Regions from separate parts of the Homo sapiens genome. Here region 2 is linked to region 1. A link is an interaction called in ENCODE POLR2A ChIA-PET data of the cell type or tissue named here. Cell type or tissue: PC-9. All regions are shown on one strand. Region 1 overlaps LOC124904185 (a long non-coding RNA gene). Region 2 overlaps PLPP3 (phospholipid phosphatase 3).

Region 1 (5,000 bases):
ATGGTCTTGATCTCCTGACCTCGTGATCCGCCCGCCTCAGCCTCCCAAAGTGCCGGGATTACAGGCGTAAGCCACCGCGCCCGGCCTTAAGGCATACCACATTTCTTATGCTATTCTTCATGCTTTGAATGTATAACATATATATGTGTAATTACATAAATATATAATTCTACCTAAGAAGTATAGCTTGGAACAACTTTTCTAGAGACAATTTGGCAATACCTATCCATTTAAAATGCACAAATCTTTTAGCCTTAAAATTCCTCTTCTTATCCTAAGAGAATATTAAATTGTGCACAAAGATTTCTATACCACAGTGTTTATAATTTCTAAAGAAATTTTGAGTTTTGTCAATAAAGAATTGAGTAAATTTTGATAAATCCTTGCAATGGACTATTATGAATATTATGTTATTAAAAAGAATATGGTAGATTTTTTATGCATTGACAGTGGAAAATATCTATAATACAAATTTAATTTAAGAGGGCAGGAGGACTGTGTATCATTTAGAGATTGTATCCAAGTACCAAGTACAAGTCATAGAAGACCTGACCGCAGTGACATAAAATCACAGAGGATTATTCTCCAGTGATAAGGAAGGCCTGAGGAAGGTCAATCAGGTCTGGCATGGCTATTCCATTAAGTTATCATGATTCATGTGCCTTTCCCTCGGTGTCCAGTGTGTGGTTGCCTCCTCAGGGTCACTTCATGGCTTAAGATGATTGCTTCAGGCTGGGTGCAGTGGCTCAGTCTATAATCCCAGCATTTTGGGAGGCTGAGGTGGGCAGATCACCTGAGGTCGGGAGTTCGAGACCAGCCTGACCAACATGGAGAAACCCCATCTCTACTAAAAACACAAAATAAGCTGGGTGTGGTGGTGCATGACTGTAATCACAGCTAGTCAGGAGGCTGAGGCAGGAGAATCGCTTGAACCTGGGAGTCGTGGATTGCAGTGAGCCGAGACTGAGCTATTGCACTCCAGCTTGGACAACAAGAGCGAAACTCCATCTCAAGAAAAAAAAAAAAAAAAAAAGTTGATTGCTTCACATCTGTTCTGTAGTCCAGAAGAAAGAGGGCAAAAAAAAGCATAAAAAGACACACCTCTCATCCAAGAAAGCTACTTCTATGGTGCTCCACAACATGTCTTCTGTTCTGTCAACGGCCAGATATTAACCACATGGACACATCTAGCTGAAGGGGAGGCTAGGACATGTTGTCTTTATTTTAGGCGGCAATGTATTCAGCTAAAAGTCAAGACTGCACTAAATGTGTGTGTGTGTGAGTGTGTGTAGAAGGCAATGCAACATATGTGCTTATATGAGTATAGAATAAAATCTAAAAGCATATATGCATAAAAGATGGTTATATCTAGGAAGTCAAATTAGAGGGTATTCTTTCACTTTCTACTTCATAGCACAGTGAGTTCATAAATTATTTTTGGCCGGGCATGGTGGCTTACACCTGTAATCCAAGCACTTTGGGAGGCTGAGGCAGGGGGATCACTTGAGGTGAGGAGTTCGAGACCAGCCTGGCCAATATAGTGAAACCCCATCTCTACGAAAAATACAAAGATTAGCCGAGGGTATGTACACCTGTAATCCCAGCTACTCAGGAGGCTGAGGCAGGGGAATCGCTTGAACCCAGGAGGGAGAGGTTGCAGTAAGCTGAGATTGTGCTATTGCACTGCAGTCTGGACTACAGAGCAAGACTCTGACTAAAAAAAAAAAAAAAAAAAAAAAATTCAACAAAATTTTATTATTCTTAGAACCAGGAAAAAATAAATAAAGCTATCTCAATTTTGAAGAAAAAAAGAGATTATGGTGTTAAAAAAAAAAAAACCCAAAAGTCCTATAATGTAAACCAGAGTGCATTATGTAATTAGCAAGAATATTTTATGCCAGGGTTTGAGTATATAAATACAGAATCATTCAATTATTAAACATTCTTAAAGTCTTCAGAGTGTGGCAGACATTAAATAAGGAAAAGACCAAATGCAAGCAACATGAAAACCTCTTTTCTAATCTAAAGAAATTAGAGACCATTGGCAATACTCTTATCATGATTCACTGAAGACTTTTTTTTATAAACATGTGCTCTCTCCATGAAGATTCATTCAATGACATTAATTGAGTATCCATCTGGGCCACGTAATTTATTAGACCCTTTCTATATTTTCTCATTTAACTCTGGGGAAAAAAACGCTATTGGGTAGATACTATTGCCCCATATTATAGATGAGGAAACCAAGGCTCAGACTGGTGAAATTAGTCACTCAGCCAAGTTCAGCTCGACCCTAGATCTATCTGACTTCAAAGCCCATGGGGGATGCTTTTCAGCTGAATCAGCCCCAACCCCTCCTCTGGAAGCCAAGGCTGATAAATGATAAATAATCCTCACCCGAGTTTCCACGTCTCATACCTTAGGAGCCTCAGAGTCTGAGTCTTTCTAAAATTAGGTCGATCGCTTCCTTCCTTACGTCGAGCCAGTTTTAAATATAGGCTCTCCTATCCATCTTCCTTGCTCTGCTATGTTTCCTCTGCACTCCATGGTCCATCAGATCCCAGTAGTATTTTTCCTATTGCCTTTTAAACTTCCTTTGGGCGTCTGATTTGTTACTCATTTTGGACCCACTATGCTGGGAACTTGTTCATGGTTCTCCGTCCCTGTCAGCTCTGACGCAAGTCAGGAAAAGCCTCCCAGGTATTAGTCATCCCTGCTCTGGGATGTCATGCAGCCCCTAGAAGGTGACCTCTAGCTAATTTCCTGGAGGCAGCAGGTATGATGGAGAGAGGCTGGGCTTTGAACTCAAACAGATTTGGATTTGAATCTTAGCTGTGCCATATTTCTGAGTCTTAGTTTCCTTGTTTCTAAAATGCAGGTGAGAATACATCTTTTCCAGGCCAAACATGAGCATTATTGAGATAATCTAAGTATTTTTATAACCTGGAACCTGAGAATTGTTTAATAACTTTTAATCACTTTTATTATTTAGCTTGTTTCCAGTTTTCTTGACTGAAAAAGCCCCAAATGTTTACCTTGTAGCTAGTGAACATTCACATCAATTATAATTATGGCTACAACTACCTAGCATAACAGTTAAATGCACAAGCTCTTAGCATAGACTGCCTGAGTTGGAATCTCAGCTCCACCACTTAGTAACCATGTGATTTTAGGCTTTTACTTAAACCCTCCAAACTTGTTTTGTCAACTGCAAAAAGAGTTTTATGATGCGCCGACCTCATGGGTGAGCAATTGGAATAATGCCTTGCCCATTATAATCCCTCCATTGGTGTGAGCTGTTATTATGACTGTTACCATGCATTGAGCTCCTTCAAATGCCAGGCCCTATGTTAAATTCTCATGCATTCTCCCATTTTCACAATGGGTTATATTATTCCCACCTTTGAGCAGGGGAAACTGATTCACAGTGGGAAGGTGACTTGCCTCAGATCCCACAGCTAATAGGAGGAAGAGGCTGGATTCATGTCAGGCTGTGTCAACACCAGAGCCCCTTTTTCACTCCACCATTAGGTTATCTCTCCCGACTTCCAGCTCATTCTCCAAGGAGCCCCCTTGGCTCCTTCGCAACTTCCTATCCTGATATCCAGGGACATTTCCACATTAATCTCGGTTTCCTTTGCTATTTATGTTGTTACCTTGCCCATGCTGTATCACAAGGGTTATTAGTCAGAAATTGTGTGTCAGTGGTTATGACCCTAAAGGAAACATTCCGGAACTCCCACCAACCCTTCCCTGATCTCAGCTCATGAATAACAGACTATTTATCAGTGGGCAGAATACAACCTATTGTTGGAGTATAAAGGAACAGCGACCAGGTTAGAAGGCCTCCGTACAAGATGTGTGCCTCAAGGACCTGCTGAGTAAGCTGGTGAACACGTGGCTTTTGGAAAACAGGATGACGCCAGCCCAAATTGCTGACAGGTCAGCCCCGCTTGCTGTGAACTGAGTCTTCTAGGAACAGGGATGCATTGCCCCAGAGAGAGTCATGCATTCACCTAATGACAAGTAAAAATGAAAATTGTAGCAGCTACCATCTGAGTGCTCCCCATGTGCCAAGGAGGCGCTACATACACCTCCAGGTGTCAGCCCTCACCACTCCCTGCCTTGCTCTTTTTGAGCCAAGAATCCCAAACAACCCAGAGCCCTCTACAGGCTCCATGCTAGTTCTTGCCTCCGTGCCTTTGCCATTCATTCCTCCATTCAACAGACATATTTACTATGTGTCGCTTATGGGTTGAATTGTGTCCCTCCAGCATTCATATGCTGGAGTCTTAACACCTGATATCTCAGAGCATGATCTTATTTGGAAACACAGTCATTGCAGGTGCAATAAAATGAAATATGCTGGGCCCCTAATTCCATATGAATTGTGACTTTATAAGAAGGGAAATTTGAACATAGACACACACTCACAGGTGAAATGTCAATGTGAAGATGAAGGCAGAGAGTGGAGTAATGTGACTATAAGCCAAGGAACACTGAAGGAACCACTAGGAGCTAGGAGGGAGGCAAGGAACAGAGTCTCCCTCATGGCCCCTAGAAGAAACCAGCCCTGCCCACACCTTGATCTTGGACTTCTAGCTTCCAGAACCGTGACAGTTAATATTGAGTGTCAACTTGATTGAACTGAAGGATGCAAAGTATTGTTCCTGGGTGTGTCTGTTAGGGTGATGCCAAAGGAGAATAACATTTGAGTCAGTGGAATGGGAGAGGCAGACCCACCATTGATCTGGGTGGGCACCATCTAATCAGCTACCAGCAAGGCTAGAATAAAGCAGGCAGAAGAATGTGGAAGAGGCAGACTTGCTGAGTCTCCCAGGCTTCATCTTTCTCCCATGCTGAATGCTTTCTGCCCTTGAACATCAGACTCCAAGTTCTTCAGCTTTTAGACTCTTGGACCTACACCAGTGGTTTGCCAGGGGCTCTTGGACCTTTGGCCACAGACTGAAGACTGCACAGTCATCTTCCCTACTTTGAAG
Region 2 (5,000 bases), 61 kb after region 1:
TGTTTGGCCTTCCCTCAGCTATTCTTGGCAGTGGACAAGGGTGGGGTGCATAACAGACAGAGCACAGATTTTAATCAGGAAAACCTCCCTGAGCCTCCATTTTCTCACATATAAAATAAGTGTAGCAACCACTCTCTTAGAGGCTGTGGTCCAGGTTGGTTGATAATGTAGATCAAGAGGATAGCATGAAATACTACTCAACAAATAGGTGATTTTATTCTTTAATCACATTTCTTAATTTGGAGTGGCAAGATTTTCTAAATTCCCTTGCTGAAAAATCTGTAGGTCCTCGGAAAATGCTTGTTACGAGTCCTTCAACCATTCCCCCTGCCCCTGCATGCAGGCTTAGATCACAAGCCTTGGAAATCAAGGGTGGGGCAGAGGAAGGGCGTGTTTCCCAACCGGACAAAGCCCACATCTCCCCTTCCCCTGATTCAGATACTTAAGGTTGGAGCTTAATACAAGAAAAAAATAAATACACCATAAGAATTTGAGAAGAGAGGAAGAGACCAGTCATCAGAATAGCTCCAGAAAGGAAGGGAGTGCTTATGAATGAGAAAGGAGTAGGGAGCCAAGGGAAAAGAACGCCTTTGGGAAGCAGTCAGTCAGACATCACAGTAAGCAGATGAGAGCTTGTTCCCTGATATCCATCAGTTAACTAACACATTTATGGAGGAATGCCTCAAGGTCAGCACTGATCCTGGTGTCTGCAGCAGGGGATTTTGGGGAAAGCAGTGCAATAGTAAAGTGCATTTTGGGGTACAATAGCCCTGATTCCAGTCCTGGCTCTGTCACTTACTAAGTGGGTGGTCAGTTTACTTCTATAAGCCTCAGTCTCCTTCTCTGTAAAATAGGTAGAACAGTACTATCTCCTTCTCTGGGTTGCCAGGATCAAAGGAGATGACATGGAAAGGAACCTGTCCGGCACAGGACGGGCACTCAGGATACTTTTCAGAAATCCAGGTTACCTTTCTGCCCTGGTGAATGACATTTACTCAATGACTGTGGCAATTTCACCAAAACAAGTAAGTTTTGGTGAAACTTAAAGAAGAGTCGAGAATGAGATTGCACAATGACTTTCCATCCAGTGGCTACATCTGATATGAGAAAAAAGCCAGTAGCAACAGGCTTTGGGATTGATGAAAGGATACGATGACCTTCTCCATCCCACTCCAATTTCACTGCTGTCAAATGGATTGGATTTTGCCAGTGTAGAACCCAGTTCACACAAGCCACTCCAGGCCACAGGTTTGGGCCTCACTAGGATCAGTGAGTACATTCTGGAGCCTGGGGACAAGTAACTCTGGAGGCTCCATTTATTCCCACTCCACAGAAGACAGGTACAACTTATTCAAGAAAGGAAGTCAAACCCTGCTGATAGATGATGTCATCCCCCTATTCTAGACCAAAACACACTTTCCCAGATCAGAATACCCAGAGGGGCTTTAGTAAAGTCCTAGGTGCCCTGAAAGGGTAAGTAGAGCTGGACAAAACCTGAAAGTCTAATCATCTTGACCTCTTCTAGTCTACTGCTGACATTCTGGCTTATCTGCATTCACTTCCTCATCTGCATGAAGGCCTCTGGGCTAGAGAATCAGCCCTCTGAAACTACTTCCCAAGCCCCACAATGACACCGCAGAAAGTGATTTGCAGCCACAGCAACTAGATTGGAACCTTTTCTCTGCTACGTACAGCTTGTATATAATCTTAAAGGCCTTTTCTTGTATTAAGATTTCGCTTTCCGTTGCTAAAAAAAAAAAAAAAAATTGCTGATTGTGGATATGAGAAAAAGAAAGATGTATGTCTGTTTCCCATACCCCAAAATGATGTATGTAAGGCCCTGGCATGTAGAACTCACTCTGTCAGTGCAGTTCTCTTCTCCTTCTTTGTCCTACCTTCAGAACTAGGGTCTTGTGGAATTCCAACAAAACCTCCTTAGAAAGGTCCGACTGAACTTGAGGCTGTTCCTCTGGTCTGAACCAGCAGAGTCAGATGAGTGTGTGAGTCACATTCGTTCTTGCTAAGTCATTTGTGTTTCATTACATGATTTGCATACTGGTGGAACAGGTCTGTACTGTCCTCTCACTTCATTTCCATTGCTCTTGGGACAGCTCCGCTAAGAGTGAAAAGAAGGCTTTTGTCCTTCCTTAGGTCCCTGCCTACCCTCTTCCTGGAAGCCAGTCCAGACCACTGACACCCAGTGAGAAACTTTCTCCCTTCTCTAATTTCCTCTATGGCTTTCACTGGGCTCTGGTTCATGTGCCTGGTGGGTAGCTTGCAAACATATTGTAGAATCTCTCTGGAATGTTCTTTAACTACTTTCAGGACAAAAGAATTTTCGATTGACTTTTCCTTTAGAAGAAAATCCTATCTTATCTTCTGTCACTATCAGAGGGAGGAAAGAAAACCACCATTTTGCTGAGCATTGGTGTAGCCCCTGGGCCAGTAGTGCTTTAAATTACATTACCTGCAATTGTCACAATAATCCTGTTAGGTGGATACCACTGTGCCCATTCTACAGATGAAGAAATCAAGGCTAAAAGAAGCCACAGTACTTGCTCAAGGTAACCAAGAGATATGATGTACATTGAGTATATTTGCCTCTTTCTGAGTCTGTGCTCTAAGCACAGAACCGCCTGGCTTCCTTAGGGAATTACTGCTTCACATAAAGTCTTAGTCTTTTTATACTGGACCTCTGTCTTTGGAGAAAAGAGGCAGTTTGAGGGCAAAACACCAAAGGACAACCTCCAGGGGACATTTAGAACTTCAGACTCCTCTAATTCACCTGCACACACTTCCATCAACCTCCACATTTGAAACACAAGCGTACAGCTTTTGTAAGAGTTACAGTGGAATAATCTCTGACCTGATCTGAAGCTGAAGGGAGCCTAAGAGCTGACTCATTATACCTCATAGCAGAGGTGAGGGCCACTTCCATCCCCTGAGTCCACCCCTAAGCAGAGAATGCATCCAGCTGTTTGGCCACTATTTACTTCTCTGGCTTTCCACACAAAATTATGAGCTCTTTTGGTGTCCCCAGGCACTCACACAGGGTCTGTCACAGAAGAGGTACTCAGAAATAGATGGATGTGTGGTGGGGTGAGTGAATGATATAGGGAGAAAAAAGAGGAAAAACATCTGGTACAGATTCCCCTTGGAAACAACAATCTTGCTCCCCAAAGGAGTTTCTACAGCTGCTCCCAGGATCTGTGGGTACACCTCGTGGGCATACCAGACCCTAGGCTCCAGGGCGCCATACATGCTGAACAAAACCTCAATGGCTAACAAGCACAGCCCAGAGAAAGGGCTGTCAGAGCACAGCCACTTCCATTTCCTTGGCACCCAACAAACCCTCTGACACACAAACAGTTCTCCTGGGACAGCACAGTAAAGGGTCAATAGGGAGAGAGCTCAGCAAAGAGGGAGCAAAGACTTTCCCTACATTACACAGGCCCTTAGCAATCTATCAAGTCCGTGATGAGGAGACAAAAAAAGTTCTGATCAGAATGGAAAGGCGGATGGCCCGAGTGTCAGAAGACCTGAAATTCATTCATTCATTCATCTATCAAATATTTATTGCACACTTACTAGGTATCAGGCATTATTTTGGGAAGTAGGATATAGTAGTGAATGAAGAGACCAAAAAATCTCTCCCCCGGGGAATTTACAGCCTTTTTTAATCATTTATATATATATATATATATAGACAGGGTCTCACTATGTTGCCCAGGCTGATCCTGAACTCCTGGGCTCAAGCAATTCTCCTGCCTTGGCCTCCCAAAGTGCTGAGATTACAGGCATGAACAACTGCACCCAGCCAGAATTTATAATTTAGTTGGAAGAAACAAAAAAGCAAGTAAGTATGTAGTATGTCAGATGGTGAGACGTAAGGCTGCAAAGGGGCATAGGGAGAACAGTGTCAGAGGAGGGGGTTGTCATTCTAAACAGGGTAGTCAGGAAAGGCTTCTAAAGAAGGTGGGTGGGGGCAAGGTGCAGATTTCGGGGTGGGGTGCGGGGAGAACAGCAGCTAAGGAAAGGCCTTGACACAAAGTGGCTGCCTAATGCACCTGCAAAATGAGGAGCTGGGACTGATCCCAAAGGTATTTTCCACTCTCAAGCGTGCCCTCCATTCCCTGGTTCCTAGCAGCCATCCAAGCTGTACTGAACTGAATACCTGCAGTTCTCCAAATCACCTCCTCCTTTTCACCTTCACACATGTAGTTCTTCCAGTCTCCTCTATCTTCATGTGACTAACTACCTCTACTGCCACTCTCTGCTCCAGGTGAGCCTAGGGGTCATAATTCTGAGAGTCCGTAATATAACCTACATATCCCCTTGCCCCTGAGGGACAATGTATCAGACTATTATCATTGTGTACTGTTTCTCTAGACTAAATTATGCAAGGGCTGTAACCATCTCCCCATTCCCACTCCTAGCTGGTGCTTGGTGCATCATAGTCCCTCACTAAGCATATACCAAATGCTCAATGTTGGATGCACAGGTGAGTTCCTTAAGGGCAGGGCTCAGCACAACACAGCAGACATTCAGCTGCATGAATTGGTGTCTGCCCTGGTGTTGACATTTTATCCAGATAGCATGTCATCCTCAGTCTCCGACCATGGAGGTGCAGGGTCAATACAGACGTGGTCCTCTGGGGTTCAGGCCAGGGCTCAGAGGTATAAAGCATACTTTGTGCTTATATATGCTGTGGGTTTGTTTTTTTTTTTTTAATTAGAACTTGCATTAATCTCTAACAAGCCTTAACCTCACCCTTAAGCTTCTGTGTGCAGGATAATTTGGTGTTTGGGGCATGGTTTTTCCAAGCTCATCATTTGGCAAAATTTATTCATTGACCTAACATGAAGTGCCCTTAAAGTTATGGAGCCTCTAGAAGTGGCTGCTGTGAAAAGCCTGGAGTGGAGCTGGCTGGTGCTTCCGGTCTGCCATTCTCTGAACTCGATGGTAATGTAGGCCTAAGTTTGTCTTGATGGCTCCCCATC

What was found. ChIA-PET counts read pairs that join two places held together with the same protein. Peaks named below come from ENCODE experiments on the same cell type or tissue, not always from the same donor. Only the 100,000 strongest peaks of a DNase experiment are listed, where the experiment ranks them.
Region 2: POLR2A ChIA-PET joins it to region 1 with 6 read pairs; 2 of 35 experiments call an interaction of 5 or more read pairs at or near these places.

What each region holds. Positions count from the first base shown.
Region 1 is chr1:56,454,289-56,459,288 of GRCh38, forward strand. All of the region lies in intron 1 of LOC124904185 (a long non-coding RNA gene), which reads right to left. Among named protein-coding and RNA genes, the nearest start is that of LINC01767, 42 kb to the left of the region's middle. In PC-9, no CTCF peak of the experiment used is centred here; a DNase peak (open chromatin) is centred at 2,693; H3K27ac peaks cover 672 bases.
Region 2 is chr1:56,515,031-56,520,030 of GRCh38, forward strand. The region is part of intron 4 of PLPP3 (phospholipid phosphatase 3); the gene reads right to left. Among named protein-coding and RNA genes, the nearest start is that of PLPP3, 62 kb to the right of the region's middle. RefSeq lists an enhancer at 1,605-1,754. In PC-9, no CTCF peak of the experiment used is centred here; DNase peaks (open chromatin) are centred at 1,551, 2,071 and 2,871; H3K4me3 peaks cover 2,110 bases; H3K27ac peaks cover 3,909 bases.